2 separate regions of the Homo sapiens genome follow, and region 2 is linked to region 1. The links are chromatin contacts, found by Hi-C in ENCODE. All regions are on one chromosome and are shown on one strand. The core of a region is the stretch at or near the end of the contact, and the rest is flanking DNA. Distances in the headings are between cores, read along the strand shown.

Evidence for each region. Hi-C counts contacts between places; a loop is a spot of excess contacts on that map. Pooled maps may share reads with other maps.
Region 2: a loop to region 1 is called in a pooled map, with 2.8 times the contacts of the local background. The contact joins two enhancer-like sites. A Hi-C loop is called at or near these places in 1 of 168 maps with a recorded cell type or tissue (OCI-LY7), 2 of 37 single-sample maps with no recorded cell type and 5 of 50 pooled maps.

The regions. Positions count from the first base shown.
Region 1 is chr2:224,954,808-224,960,292 of GRCh38, forward strand. All of the region lies in intron 1 of DOCK10 (dedicator of cytokinesis 10), which reads right to left. Among named protein-coding and RNA genes, the nearest start is that of MIR4439, 53 kb to the right of the region's middle. RefSeq lists an enhancer at 2,941-3,330. Within about 2 kb of position 2,889, at least 6 of the 41 ENCODE cell types and tissues checked have a DNase peak (open chromatin) inside an H3K27ac peak, as active enhancers do; they include OCI-LY7, where a contact is called at or near this core.
Region 2 is chr2:226,904,088-226,909,572 of GRCh38, forward strand. It overlaps RHBDD1 (rhomboid domain containing 1), which reads left to right. Exons shown (of 9, transcript NM_001167608.3): 6 at 2,706-2,794; 7 at 4,735-4,791. Among named protein-coding and RNA genes, the nearest start is that of RHBDD1, 71 kb to the left of the region's middle. RefSeq lists a silencer at 760-909. Within about 2 kb of position 2,209, at least 3 of the 41 ENCODE cell types and tissues checked have a DNase peak (open chromatin) inside an H3K27ac peak, as active enhancers do; they include OCI-LY7, where a contact is called at or near this core.

The DNA of each region.
Region 1 (5,485 bases), core at 1,639-4,138:
TCCAAAGCAATATATTTTTCATTATACTATTTTTCCTCTACCTTTTAAAGAAAATGAAAAGCATTCCGAGCTGAAGCAGATTTCTTCCACAAATGATCAGGTGAAGACACACAAATACAGCCTCCAAGAAGATGAGGCTGAGGAGATCTGAATCAATGCAGTTATCTTTTTATCTTATAGGGACTGTTTTCCAATTGCATTTTCCCTAGAGACAGAGGTATCCTGTCTGCTTGCTGGCTTGGAGCCTACTCCAGCTTCCCACTACTGGCAAAATTAACTACAGACCAATGTTATTTCCTTTAAAATAAAACAAGCACCTAAAATTGCCCTCCTGTAGCCATTCAAACTACTCATTACCTTGCTTTCAATATGAATGTCACTCACTGTTTAATAATTACCCTGAAAAGCACATTGTATGTAAGTTTTGTGGGGAGACTAAGGTCTTTCAAATCTGTAAAGCTCTAATGGAAAAATTGGTCAATTTATGGAATACCACCATTACATATGCTTTATTCTTGTGGCTGTCTTTTTACTGCAGAAGGATTTGTCTTTATAAATGGAAGGCAATAAAGCATTATTACCTAAGCAATTTTGAGAAGGAAACTAATTGTCATGTAAATGCCAATTGCTGAGTGTGAAGGCAACCAGATATCTAGACCAACAATTTATTGCTAGTGGATCAGATTGTTAGCCTAGGTACAATCCCTGTAACCCAGTCGACTCCACAAACCACTTATTTAATGGCACCGTAATGCATTTGTGTCTTTTAAGGCCTCCACCAGGAGATAAAGCTAATACAATACTTTGATTTAAGTGTTTAATGCCTTGCATTGTGGAAATTGGAGAATAATGGTAGGGTCTTGGGTTTGCAATCAAGAACTTTGTGTTTTGCAGATAACTAATTGTTGAATTTCCTTTATTTAGTTGTGCACACTGCAGTAAATTCTTGACATTTTGAAGTCCAGTAGTTAAGGTCCCCAATTAAAGGGCAAATTAACCTCTGGGTATGTGTTCTGCACCTCACTAGGTAAACAAGAAGAACTGAAATAGCAGAGAAACAAGAATTGGATACCTCTCATAAGGGCACCCATATGTATTTAATCTAGTTTATGAGAATGACTCTCTGTCAAACATTGTTCGTGTCTGTCCAGTGCCAGGAATCAATGATAAGAGAGAATTAGAACAGACTATACACAGTCCATGTGGGGAGATGATGGTACACATAAAACACAAAAGGCAGAAACGAAGTGACAAATGAAGAATATGGGTTGCAGCATCTGAAAACAAAGGAGAACATTGTGTTGGCCAAGGTGAAGCAGGATTTCTTCATACAAGCACTGAGACTTGATTTGGGACCTGGACAATAGTAGGACTTTGAAAGTTACTACTATAACCCCAAGAGAAGAGACTCTCCAGTGTTTGTAAGAATCACATGGATAAGTTGTTTAAAATGTGGATTCCTTGACCCTAACCAGGAGCTCAGTAGCTCTCATTTGGGGGGTTTAGTAATCTGGCTTTATAAAGACCATCCATTGGCGGGCACGGTGGCTCATGCCTGTAATCCCAGAACTTTGGGAGGCCAAAGGTGGGTGGATCATTTGAAGTCAGGAGTTCGAGACCAGATTGGCCAACATGGTGAAACTCTGTCTCTACTAAAAATACAAAAATGAGCTGGGCATGGTGGCATGCACCTGTAATCCCAGGTACTCAGGAGCCTGAGGCAGGAGAATCACTTGAACCTCGGAGGTGGAGGTTGCAGTGAGCCGAGATTGCACCACTGCGCTCCAGCCTGGGCAACAGGGCGAGACGCTACCTCAGAAAAAAAAAAAAAAAAAAAAAAAAAGAGCATCGAAGTGATGCCTGTTAAAGACACTACACAGACCACACTTTGAGAAACAATGCCTCAGAAGCTGGTTCACCTAATAGTTTTCTTAGGCAGAAAATCATATAATAGTGCCCTCTGTGGCACTACCTCCCAACACAAACTATTTTTATACTGCACGGAGATCTCATTTATAAAATCAAATATTCTCTTTTCCTAATGTATACTCAGTCAGGTGGAATTAACTAACCAGCTGGATCACACCGCATGTTTAGGAAATGGAGGAGAAAACCCTGGAATAAAGCCAGCCTCTTCACTGGCCACGGCTGTGCTTGGAATTTGTAAACCTGGTCATGCTTGTCATGTCCCTCAGGTATTGTCTAAATCAGGGTTTCTTAAACTCAGCACTATTGACATCTTGGATCTGATCATTTGTTGTTTGTGTGTGGGGGTGTCCCTTGTATTGCAGGATGTTTTGTAGCATCCCTGGCTGGCCTCTACCCATGGATACCAGTAGCAAACTCCCCGCCCTCTGCTGTGCCCATCTGTGACAGCCACTGAGGTCCTCAGAAGTTGCCAAAACTTCTTGGGGGAGGGCAGGGAAAAATCTCTCCCCAACCCTAGGTCTAAATCTAGTATTTAGTTTTTACTTTCCGCCCCCCCCCGGCTTTGTTTTTCGGAGATGGGGTCTCACTCTGCCACCCAGGCTAAAGTGCAGCGGTGTGATCATAGCTCACTGCAACCTTGAACTCTTGGGCTCAAATGACTCTCTTGCCTCAGCCTGCTGAGTAGCTGGGATTACAAATGTGTATCATCACACCTTTTTTCATTTTAATTTTTTTTGAGGTGGGGTCTTGCTATGTTGCCCAATCTAGTCTAGAACTCCTGGTTTCAAGAGATCCTCTCACCTCAGCTTCCTGGTAGCTGAGATTACAGGTGTGAGCCACCAAATCCAGTATTTCCTTGATGATGGCTTCCAGAGCCAGGGATCTCCTGGCAGATGGTGGAGATTTCTCTTTGGACCAGAGTTAGTACCTCTTGAAAGCCGAGCTGACTTGCTTGGAAGAACCTCAGACCTACTGTCCTTCAAATCAGTGCCCTCTTTCACTTCTCTACATGTCTCAAAACACCACTATTCAAATTAGTGCATAAGCCTAGGTTTCTGTTTCTGTTCTGGGACGTCTCTATTAAAATGCAGCTTCACTTGCCTGGAAAAGCTACAAACCCATTATAATCTTCAATAACTTAGAATATTATCTCAGAAGAGGCAAACTGGTCACCTAGGCAAAGGCCCAAGGAATTGGGGATGAGGATACACGTTTCAAGCATGAAAGCATGTCATTGGGACTGTGGTGTTGGCCACTGTGGGTAAGACCACTGTGCTGGCCTTCACACTTACTTGCCAGGTACCTCTGGGTGACTTCCCTAACCTCTCTGGAAATGAGTCTCCTTATCTGCAAAATAAAGATAACCACAGTATCTACTTTATTAGATGTTGTGAGGCTTATTAATAGAATATTGGTGAAGTGCTTAGCGCCATGTGTGGAATATAATAAAATGCTCAGTGGATGTCAGTTGTAAGTTGGATTATAAAGTAATTGTGTTGAGGTCATCTTGAGCTGCGCTGCTACAGTGTATGGTTTATGAGTGCAGGATGATCCTAGCTGCTCATGCATTGAGCATTAGGAGGAGGAGCTCCGGGCACAAAAAGGGCACCAGCTCCGGGCACAAAAAGGGCACCTCGAAAGTGGCAGTGAAAGGAATAGGATGCTTCAGAAAGGAAGGGAGTAGCCAGAAGACCCCTTGGTTTGGATAAGGATAATTAGGTTAAACAGCCTCTCTTCCCCTGCACACTCACTCCTTCCACAACTGACCTCTTTGTGCTCATTGTGTCTTGCAACACTGGCTATTTCATTTTTAAATCCCCTCTGTGCACAACTACAAAAGGTTCCAATTATCCTATTTCTGTCATCTCCCTTTATCCCACAAAGAAGACTCAAATTCCAAGGAAGTTAAGAAAGCCAAGTTTTAACCAATATCATATGTTTAAAAAAAAAAAAGAACTTTTCATGGTTACTTTTCTGCCTAAGCGGGACTGTAAATTCCCAGAGCAATAAACAGTATCCTCTTTATGTTTCAACGGTGCGGGATCTCCTACTGGCATGTGGCAAATACCAACATTATAATTACCAATTTGATGTTGTGAACAGCAGAAAAGAGTATTGCACTTTGTTTTCTCCCCGTCTTCCTCTTTTTCCTTTGAATAAATTTCCAAGGCCACGGAAAGGTATTAAAGTACACTGACAAAGAGACATTTAATCTGACTTTGTTCTCTTTTGCAAGGGTATCATAGATTGGGAAGGAGATCCGCTACCTAGACTGCATCAAAAGATCTTTGGCAGCATTTAAAATTGGCATCCTTCTTGCTTTGGTTGGCATTAGGGAACATATTTTCAGGAACCAGTTCTGAATTTGTGTTGACTTCTTCTTTCTCACTGCCCATAACTACAGAGTGGAGACTGCCATGATAAGCCATTTCTTTTTTTCTTTTAGGCAGAGTGCATCTCACTGCATTCACAGTGAGGAGAGCATTGGATGGCATCAGGAAGCCTGTATTCAACATCTATCGCTGATAGGTTGAGTGACCTCAGGCAAAAACAGTAATCTTTCTGGACTTCTTGTTCTGAAGCTTTTTTTAAAAAAACTCTAAACTTCTATGTTTGTGTGTTTTTAAATAAAACAACTTGTATCAGCCATTTCCAGGTAAACCTACAACCGGACCCCAAAAAATAAGCCTTTATTATTTTCTTTTTTTTTTTTTTTTTACCTCAAGTACCACTTAGGCAAGAAAAATGATTTTTCAATCAGAGCTCCTCTTTCTCCACATTTAGTCCAGATGATGCACCCAAAAAGATGCTACTGTCTCTCATTCCCTGCTCTCAGCTGGATTCTACTTCAGAAGGAAACAGCTGTGCCTTCTCACTAGATGACATTGCCCTTGACATGATTTGTAAATAAAGCACTGGAAATAATTTTGGGGCTGTTTTCACACCCACTTAATTTATTGATAATATCTTGCTAAAATCTGAATATTCAGTTATGTATTTTTAACATCTCATTACTTTCGCCTTGAATACAGCTGCAAAACGGAAGCCGACACTGGGAAACCCTTCCTTTCCAACAGGCCTGATGTTCAGTTTTGTCCCCCTCTGCTCTTTGGGTTGACTTCAGTAGTCATTGCCAAGACTGAGTCTTTGTATAAAAGCCTGAGCTTTTCATCTGCTGGAGAAAAAGGCAGAGTCAATATGGGTGTGACATATACAGTCCTCCTTGTTGTGGAAATTGTACCTTGATTTTCCTATGGGGAACACCTCCTCTATCCCCTCACCTTCCAGAGCACATCAAACAAGGTGACCTGACCCACCTCCACCAATCAGATTGTTCCTTCTCTGAACTTGAACCTTGAGAGGAATGATATATAAAGGCAGAAAACAGCCATGATTTATACCAAAGACAGTGTCTTGAATGCTGCACATTTATTATCATTATTATAATTATTATTGTTATTCCTATTGTTCCTGGGCTCCTGCTCCCGCCGTGCTTACTGAGGCCTCTTGCTTAGCTCTTCCTCCAGTCTGAGGGGATTCCCCTACCTGCACTCTT
Region 2 (5,485 bases), core at 959-3,458, 1.9 Mb after region 1:
TTCCTGGATGCCAGAGAAGAAACAGGGAAACAGAAAACTTTCACACTGGCCCTCTGCCTTTGTGGAAAGGCAGAGGGTTCACTGAGCTGTCTAACCCTTAAGCTGCCTGTGGACCGCAAGGTTAAAAGAGCGCACTGTAACACACACCCACTTGGGTTTCAGGAGTCGCAGATACACACCCCTGGACGTTGCCGTGAGGCTGAAGCCTAGGGGCACTCATCCCAGCTCCTGCACCTGCCCATCTGTGTGCTCCCCTTCCCGTAAGGGGTTTAAGCATGCACGGTCACCAAACAGACAAGTTACACCACTGTGGCACATCCTGCAAGCGGGGGGGGAGGGGGGTCAGGGAACTCCTGTTTCAGTAGATATATCTGATGAAAATAATGCTCTCCTGAGGGGATGATCGTGTATGTGGTGTGTGTGCGTGTCTGTGTGTGTGTGCACGCGCATGCATGTGCCATGACTTTTAGCACGTGTGCATGTATGTGAGGGCTTGTCTGGGCAATAGTGTCATTTAGTCAGCTAATGGGAACAAGCATCAATGCTGTTCTCTTTACAAGGCTCCTGTTTGTCTCTTTCTTTCAAGTGTTCCTCATTGCATGTTCTTTTCCTGAGAGCCAGCGAGTCTTTTCATAGCTTGGAGACAAAGAAAATTACTCAGAACCATCTTGCTTGTGGTGTTTCAGGGAATCTCCCCTAGGCTGCTGCCATAGTAGGCGAAATGTATTGGTTTTGACTCTGAGTCTCGTGTAGGTTACCAAATGGCGGATTCTTAGCTCTGTGATTGCCGTGGCTCAGCAAGCACCCTGAGCTGAACATCTAGTGGTTTTAACTTACCTCCTGTTGGTCTTGGTGAAACGGTCCTGGCACACTTGAGCCATTTACTCAACATATCCTTGAGTGCCTCTCATGTGCCTGGCCCTGTCCTGGGTGTTTGGAATACATATGTAAAAGCCACATAAAGGCTATGTTCTTGGAGTCTCCATCAGGCTCTTTCATAACTTTCAGTTTCCCACCTTCTGGAATGAGAGGTCACTATTCCAGGCTGTGGGAATGCGTTCATTTGCTTGGCTTTTTTTTTTTTTTAAGCTTCTAATTTTGTATAATGTATGAATGAGACACCATTGCTGCCCTCAGGGAGTTTGTGTGTGACAGAGAGAGACGGACAGGCAGGCAGACGTGTAAGTACTGTGCCACCAGCAGACTGGCTTCGTGCCAGAATAAGGTAGGAGCCTCAGCTCTGAGGGGAGGCAGGAGAAGGAAAGAACGGCTCTTCAACTGGGGTGGCATTTTTTGACAGAGGTGCTGTTTGGCTTAGCCTATGGTCAGAGAGTGCTTGGGGGATGTGACAGTGGGGCATGTGGGAATGGAGGTAGTAGACGATGAGGTCTCCACCCTCTGACTTTGCAGAGATGGGCAAGGCCAAGTGTTGGAAGGGCTTAAACACACACCGGAGTATTCTGTGAGAACCAGTGGATTTCAGAGGATGGCAATGACACCACTTGCCTTCTGCCTCAGGAGGATAACTGATGGCCGTGTGTGGGATGCACTGGAGAGCAAGAGCTGGCTTGCAGGGAGACCAGCTGGATGATTTTCTTTCATTTATTTTATTCATTCAACACACATTCATCTGGGGTTCACTCTGTGCCCAACACTGGGCATTTCCAAATAGTCCAGATGGCAGTAAGCATGGTTGTGGCAGTAGGAATGGGAAGGCTGGGAGGGGTATGAGAGGCATTACAAACGGGAAGTGGGAGTGGCACCCCAGAAAAGTCTAGTTTAAGGTGCTAGTGGATGTGTGCATGTGTGCGCGGGGGTGTCTAGAGGGTGGCGGGCAGCTGGAAATTGAGGTCAAGTGCTTAAAGAACAACTCGTTGTGTAGGACCCCCCCCTTTGTGGTAACAGCAGAGGTTTTTGAGAATCGCCAGTAATTTCTTAAACTCAGGCTGGTTGGGAGGTCATTCAGCCAGGGAACTCCACAAAGAGTGTTGCCACTTGGGTCAAAGTAGACCTCTGAAAATAAATCTTACAAGTAATTGCTGGTTTTAGATGCCAGTTTAAGAAGAGTTAAACCACTGTCATGCCCTAACGCAAACACTTTCATGCCCTAACTCATCTTTCAAGTTTGAAATTTAAATGTATGTTTCTTTGTTCTGAGTGACTGAAACATACACATGAAGACAACTTTGGTGGATGCAGGTGGGCATCTCAGTTCCTTTTGCTGAGTTTCACTTGCTCTCTGCTTCACTCATCCATGGTGTAGAAAACTGCAGCAGTCTGCCCTGCCATAACACAGATAGACATCATCCCTCACAATGGCTGGATAATTCCAGATTTAATGCCAAACAGAGAAAACTGATTTTATTTATGTTTTGTGATAAGAGGTACAGAAAAAAAACGGAAAGCGATGTAATGACTTGTCTTGACCAAATGCTTCCACTGCTCTGGAGGAGACAACCCACTTCCCCTGGTTAAGGAGGGGTGTTGCGTTTTAAACATGTGGTGGTTGTTATTCATTGTACTTTTTTTTAAGGTAGGAGATGTTGTTCTTTGGACTGAGTTAAATGCTGCTTAGCATAAAAGACTTGATGTGGAACAAAGCCTGCAGACTGTGACTATTTGACATGCACTGGGCTAATGAGAAGACAGAATGTCTCTAATCAGCAGCAGAACAAACACTCACAAAGGGTCTCCTTCCCTCCTAGGACTTCCTTCGCTGGGCATCTGGCTGGGATTCTTGTTGGACTAATGTACACTCAAGGGCCTCTGAAGAAAATCATGGAAGCATGTGCAGGTACAGAATAAAACACCTTTGGCATGACAACAGCTTGGAAGTTCATGTTAATTTTAATGTGAACAGAAGCAACCCCAAGTTTCCCTGTGGTTCAGCTCAAGAATTCCCTAATATGCCTGTTTTTCTTTTTAAACCGAAAGGTAAAACAACCAGTGCAGTTCCTTACATTGCTCCACAAAAGAGGCTGCAAACTTAAATTTCGAATCTGATACTTTCTTAGGGGACAAATATCAGTATATATTTATACCCTCAACCTTAATGCTACCCGCAGAAAACCACGATTTCCTAAAGAATGCAGAGAACTAAAGTGCCTTTAAAATAATGCATTCTTCTATAATAGTCCATGAATTAATATACGTGCAAGGCAAAGGTGAAAAAGAAAACAAAGCCTGGACTGAAGTGCATGGCCAGTATTTTAAAGAATTCAGACTGATGACCGGGTCCTTGGTGGATGAGCCATATATTCATGCATGGCGAAACCAAGTCTGTTATTGCTTGAAGCTTAGCTCCTGCTTTTTTTAATTTTGTTTTTCCCTTCAAATTGATACTCAATGAAAATATTTCATTTAGAAATACTTGTATTTTTTAGACCTCTTAATTTTCAATGCGATTCTCATTTTGACTTGTAAGAAAACTGGTTTGCAAACACTTGTTTTATAGACTGAGTTCCACTATTTCATCTTTTATTCATGGGAAGTCTTCTGAGACTATTTTACCTTTTCTTGAACCATAAATAATTTGTTTCACAGTTTGTGCTGATGACTGGTATTCTTGAGAACCATATAATATTCATGATAGTAGAAAGCTTTCCAGGCACTGCACTGGCACCTTTATTAGCAGGTCGTGTTCACTTTTGGTTGATTTTTACAGGCTGTGTTGCATTTAAGCAGATCCTCATTTTCCCACGTTTGCTTATTAATGTGTTTCCACTGTACGTACTTAGAGGAGGCAGTGGGAGCTTCATTTATTGAAAATGTCCAGTTTTATTGTATTTTCAATACAATTTAATACTCATTAGTACTGATAAAAGAGATGATTCTCGGGAGTTTAATGTCTTGTTTCTTTTTTCTGTGTCTCATGATGAAGCGGTTAGTAAAGCTTTTTGCAGACATGTTATGAAATTTAAGCAAGTGCTTTGTTTAATTTTTAAAGAGGATTTTCCCCTAATTATAATATTTAAACTCTTAGTTTTAAAAGCCTTAAAAAATAAGTGGTGACTTATTTCTACACCACTCCATTTTCAAAGTAATAAATACAATAGCAAATTAAATAGGAAAATTAGAACACTCAGTGCAATTTGCAAATAGCCTGCGAACTCGGCCTTTTTTCTGTGAGCTGAGAATTGAAGGACACAGGAACCCCATGGAAAACGACCCAGCATGTGGAAGCTGCTGTCTGATGCCTCCTGGAAGAGGAGGGTCACCCTGAGGGTGTGGCCCTTGGCCCTCCCTCTCTCATTTCATTCAGCCGTGCCAAATTGACTGAGTAGACAGTCCTACTGCCTTCTGTAGGGACAAGAAAGAGTGAAGTCCCCTAGGAAGGGTAGGGAGGATGGCTCTCCTAACACCTTCTTTGAGGAAGGTTCTCCATTTAGCCAGAGTGTCTCTGCTTGTACAGAGACATCAAAGCCGAGGCTTGGTACTTTGGCAGGCAAAGACTAAGGAACTTCAGTGAGTGTAAATTAGGGTTTCATTTTCCACTACACACACACACACACACACACACACACACACACACACATTCTTTTCCCTGTAGGGACACACACACACTCTTTTCCAGTTAGGGCTGGCCCCCAAACAAAAGGGAGTTTATTTTAATAAGTGTTTAGAAATCATTTGAAATGACCTTGGGCTTTGTCCAGAGAACTTTCTAATTACTGGAACAATTAGCATTTAAAGCTTTATGGCTGCCATTAAAATGTTTATTTCTTTTACGTTTAGGCGGTTTTTCCTCCAGTGTTGGTTACCCAGGACGGCAATACTACTTTAATAGTTCAGGTAGGCACTGTATTTCATTTAATAAATTTTAACTTATTTTTAAAATTATAGTGTTCAGCTCTACAGAGTACTTTAGGATACTACTAGTTTCTGCTGTGGTAGGGTCATTCACATGTTGTGTAACTGTGCCTCTAACACACCTGGAAGCTAGATGGAGGGTAGCCTAGGGAGCATATTTGTGGGGGTTGGTAGGGAAGGCCAGGGAAGGAGGTAACTCAGGCATGAAAACATGGTATGATTGGTATGAGGTCTCTCATGTGTGATAAGATTCATATTAGACCTTGGTTCTTTAAGTCTCAGTCTGAGACTCTACTGCTGGGAAAGTGTTAAAAGTTGGTTTTAGGTGTATAGTTCTCCATGGCCCATCCTGTGTATATTCAGGAACCCTTGCATACCGTCAGATGCTAAAATAGGCATGCCTCTAACAAATGCCATGTGACTTAATGAGGAAGAATGTATTTTTCTAAGTATCTGTGTAAATAGATAGAAAAGACTTCCTGTTAAAAGCGTAAGACCTATTTTAGGCTAAAGCCTTTGCATTCCAGTCTGGGGTGGCTACACGGTAGTATTTTAGATCAGGCCCAGCAGCCAGGTGTTAGCCATGGCCATTGGAACACTCATGTCTTAATGCAGTGAACTGAATGTGCCCGTCCCCAAATTCATACGTTGAAACCCTAACCCCTAATGTGATGAT